Linked DNA regions of Homo sapiens: region 1 is linked to region 2. Evidence: read pairs that join two places in POLR2A ChIA-PET (ENCODE). Cell type or tissue: Caco-2. All regions are shown on one strand. Links, peaks and the distances in the headings refer to the core of each region. The heading gives the core; the rest is flanking DNA. Region 1 has its middle 6.2 kb from the start of DESI2. Region 2 has its middle 13 kb from the start of COX20.

Region 1 (11,382 bases), core at 2,323-4,822, 180 kb before region 2:
AGAATTTGATGGCTCTATACTAGACAAATATTTACAAATCAATACTTTCTCTATAACAGTTACAATCTGTTAGCAATAGAAATAATCTATTCATTGCAGTGACAAATTATATAAATTTAATATGAGAAGAACATGACCTATATGAAGAAAACTTTAAAATATTTAATGAAAGAGGTGAAACAAGATCTGAAACTAGATAGGGGGAGAAAAGACAAACTACCCAATAGAAAATGAGCAAAGTTGCAGTCATCCCACAAAATAGCATATCCAAACAGCCAATAAACATATTTAAAACAACTATTTTTTTAGTGTTTATTATATGCCAGGATCTTTTCTAATAACCAAACCTCCTCAATAACCCTATGAAACAAGAACTATTATTATCCCATTATAGAGATGATGAGGAAACTGGCACATAGAGGGTAAATAAATCTACTAAGCGCATATCATTGGTACGTGATGAAACTGGAATTCACACTCAGGCAGACTGGCTTCAAAATCAGGTAATTATCCACTAAGGAAACTCAACCTTGGCTGGCAGTCGGAAAGATACAAACCAAAGTCACGGTGTGGCAGCATTTTTCACCTGACGGCAAAAACTCCAAAGGGTGATAATACTTGAGAAGGAATGGGGGTCAGGGATGGGAAGGAAATTATCTTGCAGTTCTGAAGGAAATGTAAATCGCTGTAGTTTTTTTTTAAGCAATCTGGCAAAATCTGTTAAAATTAAAAATACAGACTCTCTTGGACCCAGCAACCCCACTGTTAGGAATCGTTCCACACAGTGGGATGGGGAGGACCAGTATATCAGGATATGTGTATATGTGTGGGTGTAGATGGATGGATGAATAGATAGAGATGCTATACATATAGATAGATACAGATATATAGAGAGATGGCATCATTAGTTACTGTGGCAAAACTCTAGAAAGAGAATTAACACCTAGCAACAGGTGAACAGGGAGTGGTTGAATAAATGTTTGATTGTACGTTGACCACAAAGTCTGTGCTAAGTGACTTAGAAGGTTTTTAACAAGGTTTTGTTAAATGAGAAAAGCAAGCTGCAGGGAAGCATCTATAGTCTGATCCTATTTTTATGCAAACAAAATAAATGTTGTGTGATTGAGAACATGGAGGAAAGCATGGCAGTGATATGGACGGGGGACAGGGAAGTGCTGGGTAGAGAAAGGCAGGTCCCTGGCTAGGGATCCGCCCTCAGGCCTGTGCCCACGGACCTAGGTGAGGATAGGCACTCCTGCCTTCACACCCAAATGTTGTATTTCCCAAGAACAGCCTGGCCTGCCACGACCCCATCCTGTGCCTATAAAAACCCCAAGACCCTAGTGGGCAGAGACAACAAGCGGCTGGACGTCGAGAGGAACACACATTAGCGAAAGAACACACAGGCGGCTGGACACCGAGAGAAGCACATGGGCTGGAGAGCACAGCCGGCAGGCCATTGATCAGCGGAACCACGCGGAGTTTGGGGGTTTGGCCGGGACGGTGGGAGGAGAGACTGGCTGCCAAGTGCCCGACTCCAGGGGAAAACCATCTCCCTTCTGGCTCCCCCATCTGCTGAGAGCTATTTCCACTCAATAAAACCTTGCATTCATTCTTCAATCAAGCCCACGTGTGATCTGATTCTTCGGGTACACTAAGGCAAGAAACCCAAGATACAGAAAGCCTCTGTCCTTGCAATAAGGCAAGGGCCTCATTGAGCTGATTAACACATGCTGCTATGGACAGCTCAACTGAACGAACACCCTGTAACACACACCCACTGGGGCTTCGGCTGTAAACATTCGCCCTTAGACATTGCCCGGGGTCGGAGCCCCACAACCTGCCCGTCTGCATGCTCTCCCAGAGGTGTGAGCGGCAGAGAACCAAAGAAGCAAGCCACACGCCTATCGCATGCCCTGCCAGGGGGATAAGAGAACCTGCCCCGTTTCAGCAGTATACGTACCATTGTGTGTGCAGGCATGCACGTGTGTGTACACGACAGGGGGCGTGGGGCTGTATCAAGAGATGGAGATGGAGAGAGAGAGAAACAAGGCCCTCCAAACTGGGGTGAAGGGGAACAATAGAAAAGCAGCCTGGAAAATGTTCTTTCTATGTAAACCAATATGTATGCACGTAAAGACAAAGGAAGTCACCAAACTTCAAATGATGTCATTTTTTGAGGAAAATATTTTTTAATTGACATAATAATTGTCCATATTTATGGGGTACATAGTGCTGGTTTTATACATATAAAGTATAGTAACCAGATCAGGTAATTAGCACATCCATTATCTCAAACGTTTGTCATTTCTTTGTGTTGGGAACATTCAATATCCTCCTTCTAGCTATTTGAAACTCTGTATCATTATTAACTAACGGTCATCCTACAGTGCTATAGAACAGGAGAACTTCTTCCTTTTATCTAGCTGTAATTTGTATCCTTTAACACAGGGGTCCCCAACCCCCACCAGAGCATTACCGCCTGAGCTCCAACTCCTGTCGGATCAGTGGCATTAGATTCTCGTAGGAGTGCGAACCCTATTGTGAACTGCACGTGCAAGGAATGGAGGTTCCAAACTCCACATGAGAATCTAATGCCTGATGATCTGTGGTGGAACAGTTTCATCCTGAAACCATTCCCGCTCCCCACCTTCCCCATGCCCTGTCCATGGAAAACTTGTCTTCCACAAAACCAGTCACTGGTGCCAAAAAGGTGGGGGACCACTGCTTTAACAAATCACTCCCTGTCCTTCCCTTCCCCCTAACAAAATGATGTAATTTTGGATGCTATTTGCTTTCTTCCTACTTCCCACCACATTGTACTTAAATGTTTTAATTAATCATAAAAAGTAAAGCTGCTCTTACTGTGAGCAAAGAGCTGGGAAATGAAGAAGTGGAGGCAAGTACAGACAACTCTTTCAAGAAGTTCCCCCCACCTCACTTTTTTTTTTTTTTTTTTTTTTGACAAGGAGCAAAGAAATGGCAGGCACCTGAGCACAAGTGAGGTCAGGAAGAGGTTACTGAATATGGGTGGAAATAATCCAGTAGCTAGGAGAAACTGATGATACAGGAGGAAAGAGGTAATCGCTGGATCAAAATCCTCGAGTCAGCAAGAGAGAATTAGATCTTGTGCTGAAAACTAAGAATTGAATATTTCGTGAAAGTTCATTACTCATGAACTCTGGCTTCCCTCCTGTCACAGTGGTAAGTAGGCTCGCAGGAAGATCAGTGGTTCCTGGAGGCCATGAGATTGTCCCTCACAAGTCTCCCACTGCAGGAGTGTAATTGACCCAGAGCATCAGCTGCTGCCCTCTGAAACTCATCACCACATTTGCACCAAGCCTGCAGCCCCTCAGGCTGTTCCCCACCTGTGACCGAGTGCAGTGAGGAAACTAAGGAAGACCCAGTGCTGGTAGACACAGGACTCTTATCAGCCTGGCTCAAGGACTCCCGAAGGTGTTACCAAACCTTCCTTAGATTGCACAGCAGTTTAGGCAACTCTATCCAATCTCAATCTGCACCATTTCTCTCCCGCGCTCTCTCTCTGGTAAGTCTCTCAACTTCCACAGCTCTTTATTTCCTTTCACACAAGTATTTCCCTGCATGAAATCCTTGCACATTGAATCCCATGTTAGTAACTGTTTCTCAGAGGACCTGGATTAGCACAAGTCATAAGTGAGCGGTCTGAGAAATCAGGCAGTCAGATGGTAATTTGGGACTGGCTCACCCAGCACCCAGAAGGCAGACAGGAAGCCATCCTAAGGGATATGTGGTCAGCGATAGTCCTGGGCTGTAGGTGGTGGTTCAGTTTTTAATGTTTTCATTGATAGTGACCCGAGGAAATGTCCTGGTGGAGGGGAAAGCTATGGCAGGTGCAATGGTAAAGGGATTTGAAAAACATGGGGATCACAAAGACATGATTGAGTTATACTAATGACCTGCACAAAGTGGAGACCGAGAGCCATAGCAGCTAATGGAGATAAGAATAAAAAGCAGTGTCTCTTATAAAGAGGTCATCGTCACCAATAGTAAAAAGGCAGACACAATTGAACACTAAGCTGAAGACCTGGGAGTCACAGGGCTCCAGAAATGTTTGCACACAGCTACTTTAGGTCTGTTACTGGGCCGTTGAGGCCCTGGTAGAGAAAACTTTTGATCCTAAAAACTAGGACAGGAAAATCTGGATGGATGCCTCTGAAGGTGTTGAGCTCTGCAACCTCCACCCCTCCCACCCGCCTCTGGGCACGCAGAGATGGCCCACTGCTCCCTATTAAGGGTTAGCCCTTTTGCTGTACTACAAGATGCTGCAGAAGCCTCGGCCTCACAGGGCAACAGGTGCCCCCCGACCTACAAGGCTGTTGGTTAATGTCTACAATAATAATAACAAACAAGAATGAAAGAAGAGGCTGAGGGACATTGCCCCAGTAAAAAGTCATGGTCCCTTGCTCAGTCCCGAGACCCAGAGTACATTTTCAGACCCAGAACCCATTGACTGAAGAGGCGGCCAGGTTCCCAGGAAGAAGGATCCTGCAACACTGTGGCAAGTATTATATATACCATGACAATTCCCCCAGAGACCTGTGGCTGTTTACTCAGGTGACTTTCCTGGGGAAAGAGGAATAAGCAGACATTTTGAGGACTATTACACACAGGTCTCAGTTGACATTAATACCCAGAGACCCAAAGTGTCATCAAGCCTCCCCTTTAGAGTGAGGGCCTATGAGAGCCACAGTGGCTCCACCCACCCCGGGGCCTCTCCCAGTCTCCAAAGCACATACTTAGAATTATATACTTGGCCGTGGGAGTAACGCCCACATCGAGGCCCTTGGTTTGTGAAGCAGGAGCAATCAGAGTGGGAAAGGCCAAATAGAAACCTCTGAAACTGGCCCCTCCACAAACCCCGACAAAGTGAGAAAACTGTTATTCTGGCGGGTTGCAGGGGGAGGCAGATATTATTACCATCATTAAAGACCTAAAAGATGCAGGGTTGGTGGTCCCTGTTGTATCTTTGTTTAATCGCCAGTCTGCAGAAAACAGATGGATCCTAGAGAATGACTGTTGACTCCCGCAGACTCAACCAGGTAATAGCACCAGTTGCAGCTGGTGTGCCAGATATGGTGTCACTGCTAGGGCGGATTCATCAGACCTTGGGTATACGGCATGCAACTACTGACTCTGCAAATCTGTTCTTTTCCATCCCAGTGAGAAAAGAGGATGAGAAACTGTTCACATTCACATCAACAACAATATTCAATGATCTACCTATTCTATGGAATTTCTAAGTAGATATCCTCATTTAGATAACTAACAAAGCAAGTTCATGTCTGGTCTGATCGCGGTAGAACAGATGCCATGGTAGACTAGATGCCTGGGTGCCATGTTGTTGTGGCATCAATGTTGTACCCATTAAGAATGGAAAAGGCACTAGGGAAGCTGACTGCCCAAGTTTCAACAAGGATGACCTCCATCTTGTCACCAATAGGGGATCATGTTCTTGGAGACGAGGGAGGCACAGAATTGAGAAGTGAGCTATGTTGAACCCTTACCACCTATCTAGGGAAAGTTATTTGTCTTGCCTGAAATATAACCTCCAGATATAGACTAGCAAAGCATTATCAAAAACCTAGCCAATCACATTTCACTTTCATTTGAACAACCTGGTACAATTACCAATGGCTTCAAAAGTCAAGTATATCAATTCCAATTATGCATAACTTCATAACTAAAGACGTCTAAGACAAAGAGCACCATTGTCCCCTGAATTGTCTAACTAGGCTATCTTCTCAGGGACCTGGTCATTTTGAAGTGGAAAATAAACAGTTTCAAGATCTACTGGAGAATTCATATGCCCATCTTCTAACACTGCACTGTATATCCAAATCTTGCAGTAAGTATAGTCAACCAATAACAACTGATCTAACAGAGGATGGGGCATGGGGAGTAGGGTGGGGGGAGCTGAGCATGACCTCTCAAATATTTCTCATGGTGGAGCAGACAGGAAACCAGCAGGGGTCTGGAACACATAAGCCATTCTTCACTCTGGCTACCACCTCAGTGGAGGTGACAGAGTTTTAGATAGCCATCTGTGGTAGCCAGCTTCCAGGATGGGCTCCAGTGATCCATGTATTCACACCCTTGTGCAGTATCACCTCATATTGCTCCAGAGTTGGTCAGTATGATCAACAGAATATAGCAAAAGTAAGGGTAGGTCACTTCTGAGACCAGGTTATAAAACACTGCAGCTTTCTTGTTGATGACTCTCCCATTCTGTTTTGGATCAATTGCTCTGGGAGGAACAGCTACCATGTCATAAGTAGCCCTACAGACAGGCCCATGTGGTGATAAACTAAAGCCTCCTGCCAGCTGATCTGTCAGTGAGCTTGGAAGCAGATCCTCAGGCCCCAGTCAAGCCATCAGATGACTGCAGCTCCACCAGAGACTCAAAGCCAGAAACACCAACCTAAACCGCTCTTGGATTCCTGACCTTCAGAAACTGTTTTAAGCTGCTACGTTTTGGGGTAATTTGGAACAGAACAATAAATAAAACACAGACTCAGTTCATCTCTACAACACAGAGAGCAATAAGCTTTAAAATTAATTTTCCTTTATAATGGTTTGGGCAGCTTAGATCTCTCCCAGGCCACCTAAGAAATAGTGATTTTCTATGCTTTGCTTTCTGTTGCCGGGGCCTCTCTATCTAGGGAGGGATATTGGTGGGAGACTGGAAGGCAGGAGGAGGAGGGACTTCCTGTTTTCTACCTTCCGGTCAGCAGGAATGTAGGCAGGCTTCTTCATCTAGCAGCAGTAGCGCTTGATTTCAGCAGCGGTGGATAATTCCTAGCTCGAAGTTTTTAAAACTTTCCAGGGCCGATGTCATTGTGCCCCTTTAGAAATACCAGAGACCAGCAGTTCTCCTCTTCAGGGTTTGCAATTCCAGCTTAATAGGGCTCTCCTGCAAGCTTCAAAAATCTTTCAATTCTGACCTCTTTATTCCCCCAGACCTAAGTGTCCTAGCTGTTTCTAGCTTTCTGACACCTCAGTGTTCCCTTTTTGTTTCAGCCCTCTAATACCCAATTTACAATTCTGTATACTAAATTCTCTTTGTTCATCCGTTTCCTGACAACCACCTCAAATAAGTCTGCATGTTATGTTCTACTACTGTCTCCTTCAATTTAAATTATAAAATTATGAGTGAATATTTATATTCTATTGTATATTATGTAATAGAATAATTCTATATATAAGAATTTATATTATATATTTTATTATAGGATATATGTAACTATATTCTTTTCTTTCACTGGATTATAAGCTTCATGAGGGTAGGGTCATGTCTGTTCTATCATAGTGAATTAGTGATACAGATATATAATACATAATATATATAAATAAAATGTAATATATAATACAGATTATATATTATAATATGTAATATAAGAATATTATTATATAAGTATATTTTTGGCCAGGCGCAGTGACTCACACCTGTAATCCCAGCACTTTTGGAGGCCTGGAGGCCAAGGCAGGGGGATCACCTGAGGTCGGGAGCTCGAGACTAGCCTGACCAACATGGAGAAACCCGGTCTCTACCAAAAATACAAAAAAAATTAGCCGGGCGTGGTGGCAGGCACCTGTAATCCCAGCTACTTGGGAGGTTGAGGCAGAAGAATTGCTTGAACCCGAGAGTCGGAGGTTGTGGTGAGCCAAGATTGCACCACTACACTCCAGCCTGGGCAACAAGAGTGAAACTCCATCTCAAAAAAAAAAAAAAAAGAAGAATATATTTTTATATTACATTTATTTTATATATATGTAAGAATATATATATTCTTCTCTGTGTTTCACTGGATTGTAAGCTTCATGAGAGTAGGATCATGTCTGTTCTATCACAGGTGAATTAGTGACGCAGAGGCTGACACATCAAAGGTACTCATTTAACACTTGTTCAATGAATGAAGGATGGATGATTCATTATTGATGGATCAATACCTGAATTACATGAGCAGCATAACTCATTCCATCATTAGATGATGAATTCTATTTTGTACCTGATAAATTCAAAGTAACCATGGGCCATCCTGTGTGGTAGGGCAGAATCCCAGCCCCCCCGGGAGATGTTCACATCCTAATCTCCAGAATCTGTGGCTGTTGCCTTTCATAGGAAGAAAGGACTTAGCAGGTGTGATTAAGGATCTTGAGATGGAGGGAGACTCCTCAGTTATCAGGTGGGCCCAATCTAATCACAAGGCTCTTCATAAGTAAGAAGGAGAAATAAGGGAGTCAGAGAAGACATGATGATGGAAATGGCGTGTGGGGTGGGGGGTGGGCACTGGAGTGACGGGGCCATGAGCCATGAGCCAAGGAATGAGGGCAGCCTCTAGAACCTGGGAAAGCAAGGAAGCAGATTGTCCCCTAGAGTCTCCAGAAGGAACACAGCCCTTGATGTTAACCCAGGGAGACCCATTTTGGACTTCTGATCTCTAGAACTATAAGAAAATAAGTTTGTGTTATTTTAAACCACTAAGTTTGTGGCAATTTGCAGCCAAGGGAAACCAACACATCCTGTTAGAGAAGTCCAAGAGGCTGTAGGTTATACTGGCCTAGCACTCTGGAGAGAGAAGAGCACCGAAGATGGAGACATGCGGCTCTTCAGTATACATGCAACAGTTACAGCTGAGAGTGGATGAGATCACAAAGGGCAAAGGGAGTGTGTACAGTAAGAGTTAAAGTGAATCTATGGGGACTGCAGCCAGGACTAAATAAGGTGCAAATGCACAGTGCCTTTTCCCCACCTTTCACAGGAAAAAGGGCTTAGCAGATGTGATTACGTAGTTTGTAATTGCTTAAGGTGGGGAGGAACACCATGGGAGGAAAGAGAAGCAAGGCAGCTGATGCACCAAAAACAGGTTTTAGAACTTTGTCAACAACCTTCCAGAGGACAGTCAAGTAATGATGTGCACAGCATTTACTGTCCCCCAACACTACCTGACAAACCATATTTTCCAAGTTTACTTATTTCCTCTATTTTACATCACCTTCTGTCTCTCCAAACTCCCTATGCCCCTCTCCTCACGTCTTACTCTTTGAAGACATTCTTGCCTCATAATTCACTGAGAAAGTAAAAGTAAATCAGGAATAAACACCCTCATTTCCTACACTCCCGTATTTCTAACCTGCCTACCCGTCTCCGTGCCTTCTATGCCGTAACTGTGCACCTGCATCTGCCTTCTATGCCATCACTACAGATGAAGCATCCCCCCTACTAAACAGCAACCATTAACTTGTGTCCTGGATCCCTCTCCCTTCTTTGCCCTTGCAAATCTTTCCCTCTCCTATATCAATTTTTCTCCCTTTACATGCAAGTATGCCTCAGCATCTCCCATCTTCAAAATGCCCTCCATTGACCACACCGCCTTATCCAGCTGTTGCCCCCAAGTTAAGTTGTCTCCCTTTTGTCACCTTACATTTGCTTCTCAAACTGTTAAAGCAGTTATTTAAATCTCACTCCTCCCAGAGACCGCTCACATCAAAGCTACCAGTGATTTCTATATTGCTGAATCCAATAGTCTTGACATCAATGTTATCATGTTCTTTCTGATTTTCCTCCTGCCTCCGTGCTTCCTCTTCATACTTTACTTGACCTCTACATGGTGAAGGGTCCTAGAGCTTTGTTCTTGGCCCACTTCTTTTTAGCTACACATATTCCTAGGTCATCCAACCAAGCCCCAAGTCTATAAATGGCCATGACTCCAGTTTATTCAAATGTCTACTACTTGGCAGTCATGGATGTCTAAAAGGCATCTCAAACTTAGCATGACCAAACCATAGCTCTTGATTTCCCTACCCCCAGCCTGCTCCTCCCCAAAATGTTTCACATCTTAGAAGTGCCAGGACTATCCACTCAGTTCCCCAAGTCAAAAATCTAGAAGTTATTCTCGAATCCTCTCTCCCTAACCAACTCAACATCTAACCCATTAGCAAGTTCCACAGACTTTACTCCAAAATATTTAAACTCTAATTATTTCGGTCTCCACCACTATCAGCCACAACGAAGCCACTTGCTGGCATGCACTTCTGGAACAGCATCCAATTGGTGGACTTGATTAACTTTTGCCACATAACCACCCCCAAAACTTTGTGACTTAAAACATTATTTCTCACATTCTGTGGGTTGGCTGGTCAGTTCGTCCGATCCATGTGGTTGTGGCCAGGGAAGGATAGTCCGGGAGAGCTTCACATGTTCGCAGTTGGTTGGTTGTCAGCTGGATGTGGGCCGTGACTTGACCACGTGTCCCTCATCATCCATCAGGCTAGCCCACACTCATTCCTAAAATGGTGGTCACAGGACTCCCAAGTTCAGCAAGAGGGCAAGCCCCAACTCACAAGTGTTTTTTAAGCCTCTGCTTGCACGATGTTAATGTCCCACGTCCACAGCAAGTCACAGTCCAGTGCAGTCAGTGGGGGTAGACACCACCAAAGAGTATAATTTGGGAGACTGGAAATAATTTGTGGCTATTTTCACAATCTGCCACACTCATCTCCCTATTTCCACCTCCTTTGCCTCTCTGAAATCCATTTTCCACACAGCAACCCAAGTAATCATTTTTAAACACACGCACACTCATTTCACTCCCTGGTCCAAACTTATGGCTTCGTTTAAAATACAACCCCTGTTATGAATTTTAAAATCCTTCCGGGATCTGGCCTCTGCCTACCTGCCCAGCTCATCTAGTACCGTCGACTCCTTGCCTACTGTGTCCCAGCAAGAGTGATCTTTTGTTTCCTTGAATACAGAAAACTCCTTCATGCTTCAGATCTTTGCATTTGTTCCCTTTGACTGAAATACTCCTCCCCCTCATATCTGCGGGGCTGGCTTTGTCATTCACATTTCAGCTTAAAACTCATTACAGCGATCTTCCCCGTGCAGCCAATTTAAGAATGACTTCACCTTACTTAAATTTTCTGCAAAGCACATACCAGTGATATTTTGTATGTCCCTGTTCCTGTTTATCACGGCATTCCCGAGGGCCTACAACACTGCCTGGCACATAGGAAGCACATAACAAACATTTGTTGAATTAATGCAGAGCTGCATACTACGTCCCAGGATTGTGCTAAGCTACGGTTACTGTACCCTTCCCATCTCAGCAGGATAGTTTCACAAAATGTAAATTCCACATTGAGGATTAATTGGATGCACGTTACACCTCATCCCACACCAGTAACTCGTCTTCCTCTATTTCCCCACCACTCCCCTTGCCAAATAAAAGGTGAGGAAGCATTTGGAAAACTTAGGGTCATCACTCTGGTCTTTTGCCACATTTCGCTGGCTTCATCGAGCTCAACGCAACATGAACTACTAACAGCAGCAGCACCTGAGAT
Region 2 (13,231 bases), core at 3,947-6,446:
GGAGAATCGCTTGAACCCCAGCGACAGAGGTTGCAGTGAGCTGAGATCGCACCACTGCACTCCAGCCTGAGCGACAGAGCAAGACTCTGTCTCAAAAACAACAACAACAAACAACAACAACAAAAAACCAAAGGCTAACTTTGGGTAAGTGATGGGGTTCAGTAACATCTTTCTGGCAAATCATGGAAGGGACGATACTGAAGAAACCCCCGACCCAAAGGAAATAGACTGGAGCACTGATTGGCCGACTTTGGGTAAGTGGTGGAGTACTCTGGTAAAGGGTGGGATGGGATTAGAGGCCCAATTTAGGGGAATTAGAGTCTCTCCTAAGACAGAGTGGGATAGAGGCCCCTCTTAATAAAAGGCAAGGACACGGTGAAACCCCGTCTCTACTAAAAATACAAAAAATTAGCCGGGCGTGGTGGCAGGTGCCTGTAATTCCAGCTACTCAGGAGGCAGGAGAATCGCTTGAACCCAGGAAGCAGAAGTTGCAGTGAGCCGAGATTGCACCACTGCACTCCAGCCTGGGCAACAAAAGCAAAATTCGGCCTCCAAAAAACAAAAAAAAAACAAAAGGCAAGGACGCTTGACCGACCTTGGGTTAGAAGCCCAACTTAGGAGGGTTGGAGTCCCTTCCAAGATTTAGGGGGTTAGAGGCCCCTCTCAGTAAAGTCCCTTTCAGCTAAGAACGGGTTTGGCACTATGGGATGTTAACTGCTGTTCTCTTTAGATTAATCTGCCTTGCACTCTTTGCTGATGGCTGTGGGTGACAGCATTAAGCGTGTACAGGATCGTGGGACATAGGGAGCTTTTTTCTCCCTAAAAGGGGAAACTTGAGAGCTGATGGGACTTCTGGAAAAGATCCCTTCACGACCGACAAGCAGCCGCCTGGACTTTTCAGTGTCACTGCAATGGGTGGGTCTTTCTCTGGCCTCCCCGAGCACCTCACCTTCCTCACCTTCCTCACCTTCCCCACCCTGCCTCAGGCAATGCATTCCTCTCTCTCTGTGCAAATGGGTTAAATGGTAAAAATCACTGTTTATCTCCTCTATGAAGTTTTGATGAATGGAAGAAAGGATTTGCGAGGCTAATCTTAAACTGTAGTGAATCTGGTGTGCTTTGCCTGTCTTTCTGTGTTCTGTGATGGAGAGGAGTATCTTAGGACAGAATGAGGGCCTAGGACACCTATAAGCCCGCTGTTCAGAGACGGCCCAGCACACTGGTCAGTTAAAAACTTCGGCCGGGTGCGGTGGCTCACGCCTGTAATCCCAGCACTTTGGGAGGCTGAGGCGGGCAAATCACAAGGTCAGGAGTTCGAGACCAGCCTGACCAACATGGTGAAACTCCGTCTCTACTAAAAATACAAAAATTAGCTGGGCGTGGTGGTGAGCGCCTGTAATCCCAGCTACTCAGGAGGCTGAGGCAGGAGAACCGCTTGAATTCAGGAGATGGAGGTTGCAGTGAGCCGAGATCACGCCGCTGCACTCCAGCCTGGGCGACAGAGTGGGATTCCGTCTCAAAACAAACAAACAAACAAAAACTTTGCTGCAGGTCCCTGAAAAAAACTGGATGAGGTTCCCTTCTTGTCTTGTATGTCCTTGGGAGCTCGACCTTGTAACCATGTGGCTGTGCTTTCTCTTTCCACAGTGGCAGCCTGGGTTCAGGGTCCAATTCCTGGCTTGAGGAATGAGTCCTTTATCTTCTGTCTGTCTGCGTATTTATGTGTGTCGTGTGTGTGACGTTTACATATAAAAGAGCTTGGGTTGATTGGCTTAAAAACAAGTGCTTAAATCAAATATTTTGACAGAAAAGTATAAAGTATAATGCCTTTTAGTTCATGTGACTTAAGTAATCTTTGGGAAACAGTTTTAAAGATTATTGGTAAAATAAAAATATCTTCAAAAATGTAAATATTTGGTCTAACTTATGCAGGTCAGATGTTTGCTAAATGCTTTGAGGTTATAAACTGCTTCTTTGACTTTTGGAAATTGTTCAGTTTACCTACCTTGCTGTGTATGAACATATTGGCTAAAGTTGGGTATTATTCAGTTTTTGCATAAATTAAACATTGGAAAAAAACACAACAGGTTTTTCCTGAAGCAAAAATCTGCTTATGATCTGCTCTTTAACAAAAATTGTAAAGGGTTATAAAAAGTTTATGAGAATCTTACCTTAGGGTCAAACATTAAAATTGGGTAAATGTGTCTATAGGGTTTTATTAAGAATTGGGTTTGGCTGGGTGCAGTGAATCACGCCTGTAATCCCAACACTTTGAGAAGCCAAGGCGGGAGGATCACTTGAGGTCAGGAGTTCAAGACCAGCCTGGCCAACATGGTGAAACCCCATCTCTACTAAAAATACAAAAAATTAGCTGGGCACGGTGGCACGTGCCTGTAATCCCAGTTACTCGGGAGGCTGAGGCAAGAGAAACGCTTGAACCTAGGAGGTGGAGGTTGCAGTGAGCCAAGATTGCACCACTGCACTCCAGCCTGGGCAACAGAGCCAGACTCTGTCTCAAAAAGGGGAAAAAAAAAGAATTGGGTTTAACATTAATAGTACACTAATGTAAAGGTGAAATTCGGCTTATTTGGTACAAAACTCATACAGGAAACATTGTCAAATATGAAACGGTGTTTGCTTTTCTTTGGGCTGTATTTGTATAAATGTGTTATTGGCATATGTTCCAAAATAATAGGAAATTCCTATAATTCTGATATGACTTAGTATATGTTATTAATAATTATAATTGTTACAGAAAATCATTGTATGCCACAGAGGTAACCAAAAAACCAAAGTCTTATCTAAGATTTCTTCTATGGAACAGAGTTCCATCAAAGCCAATTTAAAAACAGCTTATGTGGGCCAGGCGTGGTGGCTCACGCCTGTAATCCCAGCACTTTGGGAGGCCGAGGCAGGCAGATCTTAAGGTCAGGAGATCGAGACCATCCTGGCAAACACAGTGAAACCCCATCTGTACTAAAAATACAATAAAATTAGCCAGACGTGGTGGCGGGCGCCTGTAGTCCCAGCTACTTGGGAGGCTGAGGCGGGAGAATGGCGTCAACCCGGGAGGCAAAGCTTGCAGTGAGCTGAGATAGCACCACTGCACTCCAGCCAGGGCGACAGAGCGAGACTCCATCTCAAAAAAAAAGCAAAAAAAAAAAGCTTATGTGAAAAATAGTTATTCTTGCTGCACTTTATACAAATAATCAGGCCAAAGAAAAACATCCTTTGTCAATCATGTTTTTGACTGTGGCTGTCCTAAGACATTTTGCCATCCACAGACAATTGTTGTCTTAATACTCTTTAAAAGGTGGTTTATAATCAACTAGAGAACTCTAACAGGTATTCTTAAATGCAGGTTTCTGATAACTTTGGAAATTGTGATATTAAAATAGAGGAAAAAACTTTCAGAACTCTCACAGAGAACTGGAATGTCCGTGAATATCAAACACAGCAGGAGATAACTGCAGCAGCTCAAGTCAGTAATTCTGAAGTCATCTTTTTGACTTTGCTTAAAATATTATTGATCCTTTGTTTTGCTTTTCAGAGTCAAGAAAACTTTTCTTTTGAGCTATTTGCATTTTTTTCTTTTTTTTTTGAGACGGAGTCTTGCTCTGTCGCCCCAGCTGGAGTGCAGTGGCGTGATCTCGGCTCACTGCAAACTCCACCTCCCGGGGTTCACACCATTCTCCTGCCTCAGCCTCCCGAGTAGCTGGGACTACAGGCACCCACCACCATGCCTGGCTAATTTTTTGTATTTTTAGTAGAGACGGGGTTTCACTGTGTTAGCCAGGATGGTCTCGATCTCCTGACCTCGTGATCTGCCCACCTCGGCCTCCCAAAGTGCTGGGATTACAGGTGTGAGCCACCGCGTCTGGCCTGCATTTTTTAACAATTGAGTAAAATATACTCCTATGAACAAACTTTGGAGCATATTTGTTTCTCTGTACCTGCTTTCTCCAGAATTTGCAAACTAGAGAGTATTCTTAACTTATGGCAATATAGTTATTTGCCTAATTGCAACAATAATTTTTCTTTTGTAACCGGACACAAGTGGAAAAGCTGGTTATTTTACCAAGGCTTTAACCGGAATGGTGTGTTTTTCCTTTAAGGAATTAAACTTGACTTACAGAGCCAATAAAAGCCCCTTGGGAAAACAGGCCTCATACCTTGCCCACACAGTCCCTGTACAGGGTTTCTGACCCATGGGAAGTAAAGAATGTCACTTTCCAACAGGCCCAGGAGCCCCAAGTTATCTGGGATCCCAAGATGGGAGGAATGTACTCATCCCACAGGTATTTGAGGATACAAACCCATGGCAGGGCTCGGCTCTGAAAAAGTCTTATCTAAGATTCCTTCTGTGGAACAGAGTTCCATCAAAGCCAATTTAAAAACACCTTTTGTGAAAAATAATTATTCTTGCTGCATTTTATACAAATAATCAGACCAAATACAATAAAGTAAATCGGCCTTACCATGATTTGTATTTAGTAAAAATGAGAAACTGGAGAGAGAAAAATTATATTTCAAGAACTATAATACACCTGTTATTAGATTCTAGTCTCATGAGTTGTTTTTAAGTTTGTTTCTGTAATTTAGGCTAACCCTGCTTATTCCTGTGAACCAACCAGTGATCTCTGGCTGCAGCTCAAAAAAAAAAAAAAAGGGATGGGTAATGTAAAAATCTGGATCAGTATTCTAATTCTGGGCATGCATTGGAATTGCTAACAACCCCGTATCAGCTTAGTTCCAACAGTTGCCCAGTTGATGGGAAGCCTTCTAATTTAGTTTACTTGGAATAATTTTACTTATTTTGCTTTACTCTTGTGGAATATATTGTTGTTGTACTCTTTGTGTAAAAATGAGGATAAGTTTACTCAACGTTTTCTTAAATTTAACACTTATGATATCACCTTCTGTCGGAATTCAAGAGTTATGAATGGCCCTCACCATATGGATGCTTTCTGACTGAGCTCCTCTCTACCCTGAATGCAAAAGACCCAGTAGTTGGGCAGTAATATAATTGCCCCTATTCAGCCTGAAGAAGTTGCAGAAGATGGATCTTTGTCCCTCTGCAACTCTTAGGATTAAGGATTCTCTTATAAAAGGGAGGGGGGAAATGTCAGAGGCATTTGAACCAGAGCAATTCCCTCTTGAGTAGGGGCTGGGTAAAGTAAGACTGAAATGTACTGGGCTACATTCCCAGGTAGTTAGGCATCCTGAGTCACAGGATGAAATAGGAGGTCAGCACAAGATACAGCTGATAAAGACCTTGCTGATAAAACAGGTTGCAGTAAAGGAGCCGGCCAAATCCTACCAAAACCAAGATAGTGATGAAAGTGACCTCTGGTTTTCCTCACTGCTACACTCCCACCAGCACCATGACAGTTTACAAATGCCATGGCGACGTCAGGAAGTTACCCTATATAGTCTAAAAAGGAGAGGCATGAATAATCCACCCCTTGTTTAGCATATCATCAAGAAATAACCATAAAAATGGGCGACCCGCAACCCTCGGGCGGCTCTGTCTGTGGAGTAGCCATTCTTTATTCCTCTACTTTCCTAATAAACTTGCTTTCACTTTACTCTATGGACTCGCCCTGAATTACTTCTTGCCCAAGATCCAAGAACCCTCTCTTGGGGTCTGGATTGGGACCCCTTTCCAGTAACAGTGGGAGAATCTCTTGAACCCAGGAGGCAGAGGTTGCAGTGAGCCGAGATCGCACCACTGCACTCCAGCCTGGGCAACAGAGCAAGACTCTGTCTTAAAAAATAAAAATAAATAAAATTAATTAAGGGGCTGAGCGTGGTGGCTCATGTCTGTAATCCCAGCACTTTGGGAGGCCAAGGCAGGCGGATCATTTGAGGTCAGGAGTTTGAGACCAGCCTGGCCAACATGGTGAAACCCCATCTCTACTAAAAATATAAAAATGAGCCAGGCGTGGTGGTGGGTGCCTGTAATACCAGCAACCTGGGAGTCTGAGACAAAAGAATCGCCTGAACCTGGGAGGTGGAGACTGCAGTGAGCCGAGATCATGCCACTGCACTCTAGCCTGGGCGACAGAGCGAGACTCCGTCTCAAAAAACAAACAAACAGGCCAGGTGCGGTGGCTGACACCTGTAATTCCAACACTTTGGGAGGTCGAGGCGGGTGGATCATGAGGTCAAGAGATCGAGACCACCCTGGCCAACGTGGTGAAACCCTGTCTCTACTAAATATACAAAAATTAGCTGTGCATGGTGGCGGGCGCCCATAATCCCAGCTACTTGGGAGGCTGAGGCAGGAGAATCGCTTGAACTCAGGAGGCGGAGGTTGCAGTGAGCTGAGATCACACCACTGCACTCCAGCCTGGTGACAGAGTGAGACTCTGTCTAAAAAACAAAAACAAAAACAAAAACAACCAACTAACCAAACAAAATCCAAATAAGTTTGCACAGAAGTTCAATGGCTCCCTAACTGTATGCTATTATTTTTAACTTTTTTCTCCTTTTGTCTTTCCTTTTTTCAAATTTAATTAGCTGATATTGCTGCCCATGAAACAGTTCTCAGGGTTAGGACTTAACATCTTGTGCCTTTGAAAATTCGCCTTCAAATACAAACACGATTTTCCCATTCTAAATGCAAAACAGAAGTTCCACAAAGGATTGCTGGAAAGAAAGCGTCCACTTAGGGCCAGGCGCGGTGGCTCACGCCTGTAATCCCAGCACTTTGGGAGGCCAAGGAGGTTGGATCACCTGAGGTCAGAAGTTCAAGACCAGCCTGGTCAACATGGTGAAGCCCGTCTCTACTAAATATACACAAATTAGCCAGGTGTGGTAGCGGGCGCCTGTAATCCCAGCTACTCGGGAGGCTGAGCCAGGAGAATCACTTGAGCCCGGAGGCAGAGGTTGCAGTGAGCCGAGATCACGCCACTGCGCTGCAGCCTGGGTGATACAGCGAGACTCTTTCTCAAATGAAAAGAAACAAACAAACAAAAAACAGTCTGATATCCATACTAATTGCATAATTGCGTAACCTTAAGCAAATCTCTTAACATCTTTGATTCAACGTTACACTGTGAGGGAGAGACACTAATACCTCCTTTTATAGAGGAGGAAATTGAGGTCCAGTGACTGGCTCAAGGTGGCAGAGCTGGAGAGAGTTGAGGTGCAACTGTGGGTTCAAGGTGCTGGCAAGAGGTCCCCCAGCCCCCAGCCCCTCCGTGTCACTCACTACCTGCCATCTCAAACAGTGGTATAAAGCCCAGTAAAATGTGCATGTTTTTATATGCATGTACAACCCAAATGTAAATGTATATTGGTTTAGGTGGGAAAAAATAATTCTAAAATTTGCAAAAGGAGTTATGTCAAAGTCCTTAAATATTGATACGTTAAAAAGTTAGTAAGTATTCTGGGCTGGGTGAGGTGTCTCAGCCTGTAATCCCAGCACTTTGGAGGCCAAGGCGGGCAGATCACCTGAGGTCAGGAGTTTGAGACCAGCCTGGCCAACATAGTGAAACCCCATCTCTACTAAAAATACAAAAATTATCTGGGTGGGTGTGGTGGTGCACGCCTGTAATCCCAGCTACTCGGGAGGCTGAGGTGGGAGGATCGCTTGAGCCCAGGAGGTGGAGATTGCAGTGAGCCGAGATCACACCACAGCACTCCAGCCTGGGCAACAGAGCGAGACACTGCCTCAAAAAAAAAAAAAAAAAAGGGTAATAAGTATCCCTTCATCAGTGCTTAATAAATGTATTAGGAATATGAGTAATTTCTATGCACTTCAAGATAACTAATCTCAAATTCATATGGATATATTTCAGAAAAGATTGACTCTAAGGACCCTCATACAGCCATGGAATGTACCGCTTTTTTTTTTTTTTTTTTGGAGACAGGGTCTTTCTGTCAGAGACAACTGAAATTTTAAAATAATAATAATAATAAAGAACTGGGAATTGGGGAGATGATGATGATAATGATGAGGAGCAGAGGCTTGCCCAGCTTGGGTCTCCAGGGACACAGCAACAAGAATGAGCCCAGAACTCTGCATATTCTATTTCTTGTCCTCATTTTCAGAGATGTATTATAATCTCAGTTTTGCAGATATGAAACCTAAGGCCAGCCAAGATATAGCTTTAATATGCATTTAAAGAAAATAATGGCTCAAAAACAAGGTGCAATGCTTTCATTCTATGATCAGCAATGTAGATGGAACTGACATGTATATACAAAGCATTATCTTTAATAAAATTGTATCAATGGTTTTTTCTTTTGTTTTGTTTGTTTTTGAGATGGAGTCTCGCTCTGTCACCCAGGCTGGAATGCACTGGCATGATCTTGGCTTACTACAGCGTCCGCCTCTCAGGTTCAAGCAATTCTCCTGCCTCAGGCTCCCAAGTAGCTGGGATTACAAGTGCCCACCACCATGCCCGGCTAATTTTTGTATTTTTAGCGGAGACAGGGTTTTACCATGTTGGCCAGGCCAGTCTTGAACTCCTGACCTCCAGTGATCCACCAGCCTCAGCCTTCCAAAGTGCTGGGATTACAGGTGTGAGCCACCGTGCCCGGCCTCAGTGTTCTTCTTATACTTAAAAAAAATTCATCTCAAGGGGCTTTAAGAAGCAACTTAATCCCCACTGAAACAAACAAGAGTTCCTTGAAGAAATGGCCAGGGAATGTTCAAGGAAAGGATGTGGGCTTCAAAAAGAATAACCATAATTAATTGAAACCCATTAAATAAATATTTCATATAAAGATACATGTATATGAAAAGGGAGGCGGGAGTGCTTCACAGACGAATGCTAGCTAATAAATGGATTGACAGAATAAGGTCAACATTTGCTAACTCCAGTGTAATCGCTGATTCCGTCAAGGATACTCACAAAGTGCTAAAACCATTAGGTGAACAGATTTTTGGTAACAGGATATTTGCATGGGTTTTTAATTGAAAGCGAGAAGCGTATCTTTACAATGGCAAGTTCTGGCAGTCTCCATCTTAACCCAGTGATCAAAGTTAGCGTCGCTAATGGTAGCACAATCTGACGTATGTGCCTTCCAATGTGATAAAATTTGAAATCCACATCGTCTAGAAGTATTTTTGCCCAAAATGTTTAACCTAAATTGAATCAGGCTCCTAGACCAGCACATGTCAATACAAATATATGTAAGCCACTTATGTAATTCAAAATTTTCTGGTAACTGCATTTGGAAAGTAAAAACAAAAGAGAAAAGCCCGGGGTGAAATTAGTTTAAAAACATACTTTAGCTAACCCAGTATATCCGAAATATTACGATTTTAACATGTAATCCATATTTTAAAATTAATATTTTATATTCTTTTTTGTACTGAGTCATGTATTTTCAGCATGTGTTTTTACACTTTAAGTACATTTCAATTCAGATGCTAAATCTTCATTGGAAATACTTGATCTGTATTTAGATTTCATAAAATTTGCAATTGAAAAACTAGCTCCAAGTTGTTCCACACATACATTTTTCCTATCACTGAATTGAGTATCAGTTTTTCAGTTTAAATTCAACTTAACAAAGATGAAATGAAATTTAAATTCAGTTCCTCAGCTGTATTCACCACATTGCAAGGGCTCCAGAGCTACATGAGGCTTGTGGCTATGATACTGGATTAGGCAGCCCTAGACTGAACTTCCAGTTTAGAGGAAAGAAAGGGATAGTAGACAGACAAGTTAAATGACACCAAGAGACAATCCAGAATGTGGGACATTTTACAAAACAATCGCCTTAGACTTCCTAAAAAATCAATGTCATAAAAAAAATAAGATGGGGAGATTGTCCTAGACTAAGGAAACCCAGAGATATAGCAACCATAGGCAGCAGCATGTCTGAAAACAACAAAAGCTTAGACAATTGGGAAAATTTCTTTGAACACTTGGGGAACTCTGAATATGTACTATATGCTAGATGGTATTCTGGAATTATTGCTAGTTTTCTTAGTTGTGATAACAGCATTATGGTTATGTAGGAGACTGCTTTATATCTAGGAGGGATAATCATTCTGGTGGAGAATAATTGTAGAAATGCAATTTTAACCAGGTATTGAAGTTGAAAGGAGCAAAAATATTGTGGGCATATGAGATCTTAAAATATATACCTTCTCTGCAAAAAGTTCTCTTCAGTAACTTCCAGGAAGTTGCTGAAGGATACTCTTCTCCAAAATGAAGGAGTAAGCCAAGAAAAGAATGATGTGGAATGGAGGAGCAGGTGGTTCAGCATGAGTTTACAAGACCCTCCAGGACAACAAGTGGGAACTAGTCTTAGAAAGCAGCCATCATTGACTGGAGCAGGAAGACAAAAACTCCAGGGGAGGCCAGTCGTGGTGGCTCACGCCTATAATCCCAGCTACTCGGGAGGCTGAGGCAGGAGAATCTCTTGAGCCCGGGAGGTGGAGGTTGAAGTGGCCTGAGATCATGCCATTGCACTCCAGCCTGGACGACACAGAGAGACTCTGTCTCGAAAAAAAAAAAAACAAAAAAAAAACTCCAGGGGTGATGTTTCCAAGAAAAAAAAGTACTGACAGGTGGATCATGTGATACATTTGGCCATATTGTGGAGAGTTTTATAACTCTGTAGGAGAATTTCCAGGGAAAAATGGATAGGTATGTTCAGTGGTGTATTGGTAAACCACCTCTCTGAAAAATAACAACAAAAAGCCCAAAAAACAAGAGGCCCTGATTTGTAGCATTGTTTGATTTCTGTGGCATAAATACTTCCACCGTAGCTGATTTCAAACTACCAACATTTGCACGCAGAGTTGGCAAAGGATGTCCACAATCGGCTCTCAAGGGCCAGTAAGAGTTGGCTTCAACAAAATTCAGCAAATAAACAAAACAGTTATTAACTCCAGGAACAATAAAAAGTTTTATAAGCAATGAAATCATAGTACTATGCATGGCTCAGCTATGAGCAATACTTACACCATCACGACAATGCACACACTGAATGCTGGTTTAACTTTTTTTTTAAATTTATTTTATTTATTTATTTATTTATTTTTGAGATGGAGTCTTGCTCTTGTTGCCCAGGCTGGAGTGCAGTGGCACAATCTTGGCTCACTGCAACCTCTGCCTCCCAGGCTCAAGCGATTCTCCTGCCTCAGCCTCCCAAGTAGCTGGGATTACAGGTGCCTGCCACCACGACCGGCTAATTTTTGTATTTTCAGTAGAGACAGGGTTTCACCATGTTGGACAGGTCGGTCTCAAACTCCTGACCTCGTGATCCGCCCACCTCGGCCTCCCAAAGTGCTGGGATTACAGGCACTAGCCACTGCGCCCGGCGGTTTTAACTTTTTTAAAATGTGATGTAACCACACTGAGAGGATGAGGGTAGAGAAGGGTGCAGAAAATGGAGCTAAATATTCATTATCAATAGATAACACCTCAAATGAAAAAAATCAAGAAATAGCAGAATGAACATTTTATTTAGAAATAAGAAGGTAAACTGGCAGAAGAAAGGGCCAAAAGAGACCAAAGTTATTACCTGCAGGGTGCAGAACTCCAGCGTAGAGAGAAATGTGCAGAAAGAAAAGAGCTGGCTTTTTTTTTTTTTTTTTTTTTTTGAGACGGAGTCTCGCTCTGTCATCCAGGCTGGAGTGCAGTGGCGTGATCTTGGCTCACTATAACCTCCACCTCCCAGGTTCAAGTGAGTCTCCTGCCTCAGCCTCCCGAGTAGCTGGGACTACAGGCATATTCCACCACGCCTGGCTAATTTTTGTATTTTTAGTAGAGACGGGGTTTCACCATGTCAGCCAAGCTGGTCTCGCACTCCTGGCCTTAAGTAATCCACCCTCCTTGGCCTCCCAAAGTGCTGGAGTTACAGGTATGAGCCACCATGCCCGGCCAGCTGGTTTTCTTTACAAGCCCTGTAGTACTATTAGACTTACACATATGCACACACTCATGTGAGTACTCACATACACAAATACTACTGAGGCAGACTTCTGGTTATAGAAGACTGAACACAAACTTTTATCACTCTTTCCTCCAAAACCTATTGAAATGACAGAAAGAATATAAAAGGCCTGGCACGGTGACTGACGCCTATAATCCTAGCACTTTAGGAGGGCGAGGCATGTGGATCACTTGAGCTCAGCAGTTCGAGACCAGTCTGGGCAACAAGACAAAACCCTTCTCTAGGCTGGGCATGGTGGCAGGCACCTGTAGTCCCAGCTACTCAGAAGGCTGAGGTGGGAGGATCACCTGAGCCCGGGAGGCAAAGTTTGCAGTGAGCCGAGATCCCACCACTGCACTCCAGCCTGGGCAACAGAGCAAGACCTGTCTCAAAAAGAAAAAAAGAAAAAATATATATAAATATATATATTTGTTATTGATTATATATAAACTTGTATATGTATATATTTATTATTTATATAAATTTATATATATAAATAAGCTGGTAACTGCTGGGAAGCCAGGAGAATGCAGCAGCAGCAAACCAAGACAGTTAAAATTTTCTGAGTACAAGACACTTGGAATCACATTGATTTCTAATCCCAACATATTAAAAACAACCCCAGACAAGCCAAAGAGAGAACCTCAAAAAGTAAGTTTTGCCAGCAAAGCCCCCATCCCAAACCCCTAAAGTGACGTCCCTGTTTCCCTTCAGCCCATCCTGTAGCCTGCAGATAACCGCACCTCTAGGATGCGATTCCTGACACTGCACTTCCTCCCACAGGAGGGAATGAAAGCGGAAACTCCGGGCGGGGTCCCAGGGGACTGACAGCCACCGGAGGGAAGGCACCCCTTTAAGAGAACAGTTTTCACTGGGCGCGGTGACTCACGCCTGCGATCCCAGCACTTTGGGAGGCCGGGCCCTGTGGATTGCCTGAGGTCAGGAGTTCGACACCAGCTTGACTAACGTGGTGAAACCCCATCTGGACTAAAAATACAAAAATTAGCCAGGCGTGGTGGCACATGCCTGTAATCCCAGCTACTTGGGAGGCTGCGGCAGGAGAATCCCTTGAACCTGGGAGGTGGAGGTTGTGGTGAGCCAAGATCACGAGCCGAGATTGCGCTGCTGCACTCCAGCCCGGGCAACGAGAGTGAAGCTCTGCCTTAATAAATCAATCAATCAATCAATCAATCAATCAATCAGAGGTTCTGCTCTGCCACTAAGCTAAATGGCCACCTCACTCCCGGCTTCTAGAATCATTACTTTTCTTTTTTGAGACAGAATCTCACTCTGTCGCCCAGGCTGGAATGCGGTGGCGTGATCTCTG

The links. Peaks named below come from ENCODE experiments on the same cell type or tissue, not always from the same donor. Only the 100,000 strongest peaks of a DNase experiment are listed, where the experiment ranks them.
Region 1: POLR2A ChIA-PET joins it to region 2 with 5 read pairs; 19 of 35 experiments call an interaction of 5 or more read pairs at or near these places.

Annotation. Positions count from the first base shown.
Region 1 is chr1:244,641,276-244,652,657 of GRCh38, forward strand. No RefSeq gene overlaps it. Among named protein-coding and RNA genes, the nearest start is that of DESI2, 6.2 kb to the right of the region's middle. RefSeq lists enhancers at 1,447-2,000, 10,522-11,095, 11,355-11,382. In Caco-2, for the core only: no CTCF peak of the experiment used is centred there; no DNase peak of the experiment used is centred there.
Region 2 is chr1:244,816,065-244,829,295 of GRCh38, forward strand. No RefSeq gene overlaps it. Among named protein-coding and RNA genes, the nearest start is that of COX20, 13 kb to the right of the region's middle. RefSeq lists enhancers at 1-297, 298-1,124. In Caco-2, for the core only: no CTCF peak of the experiment used is centred there; DNase peaks (open chromatin) are centred at 4,247 and 5,317.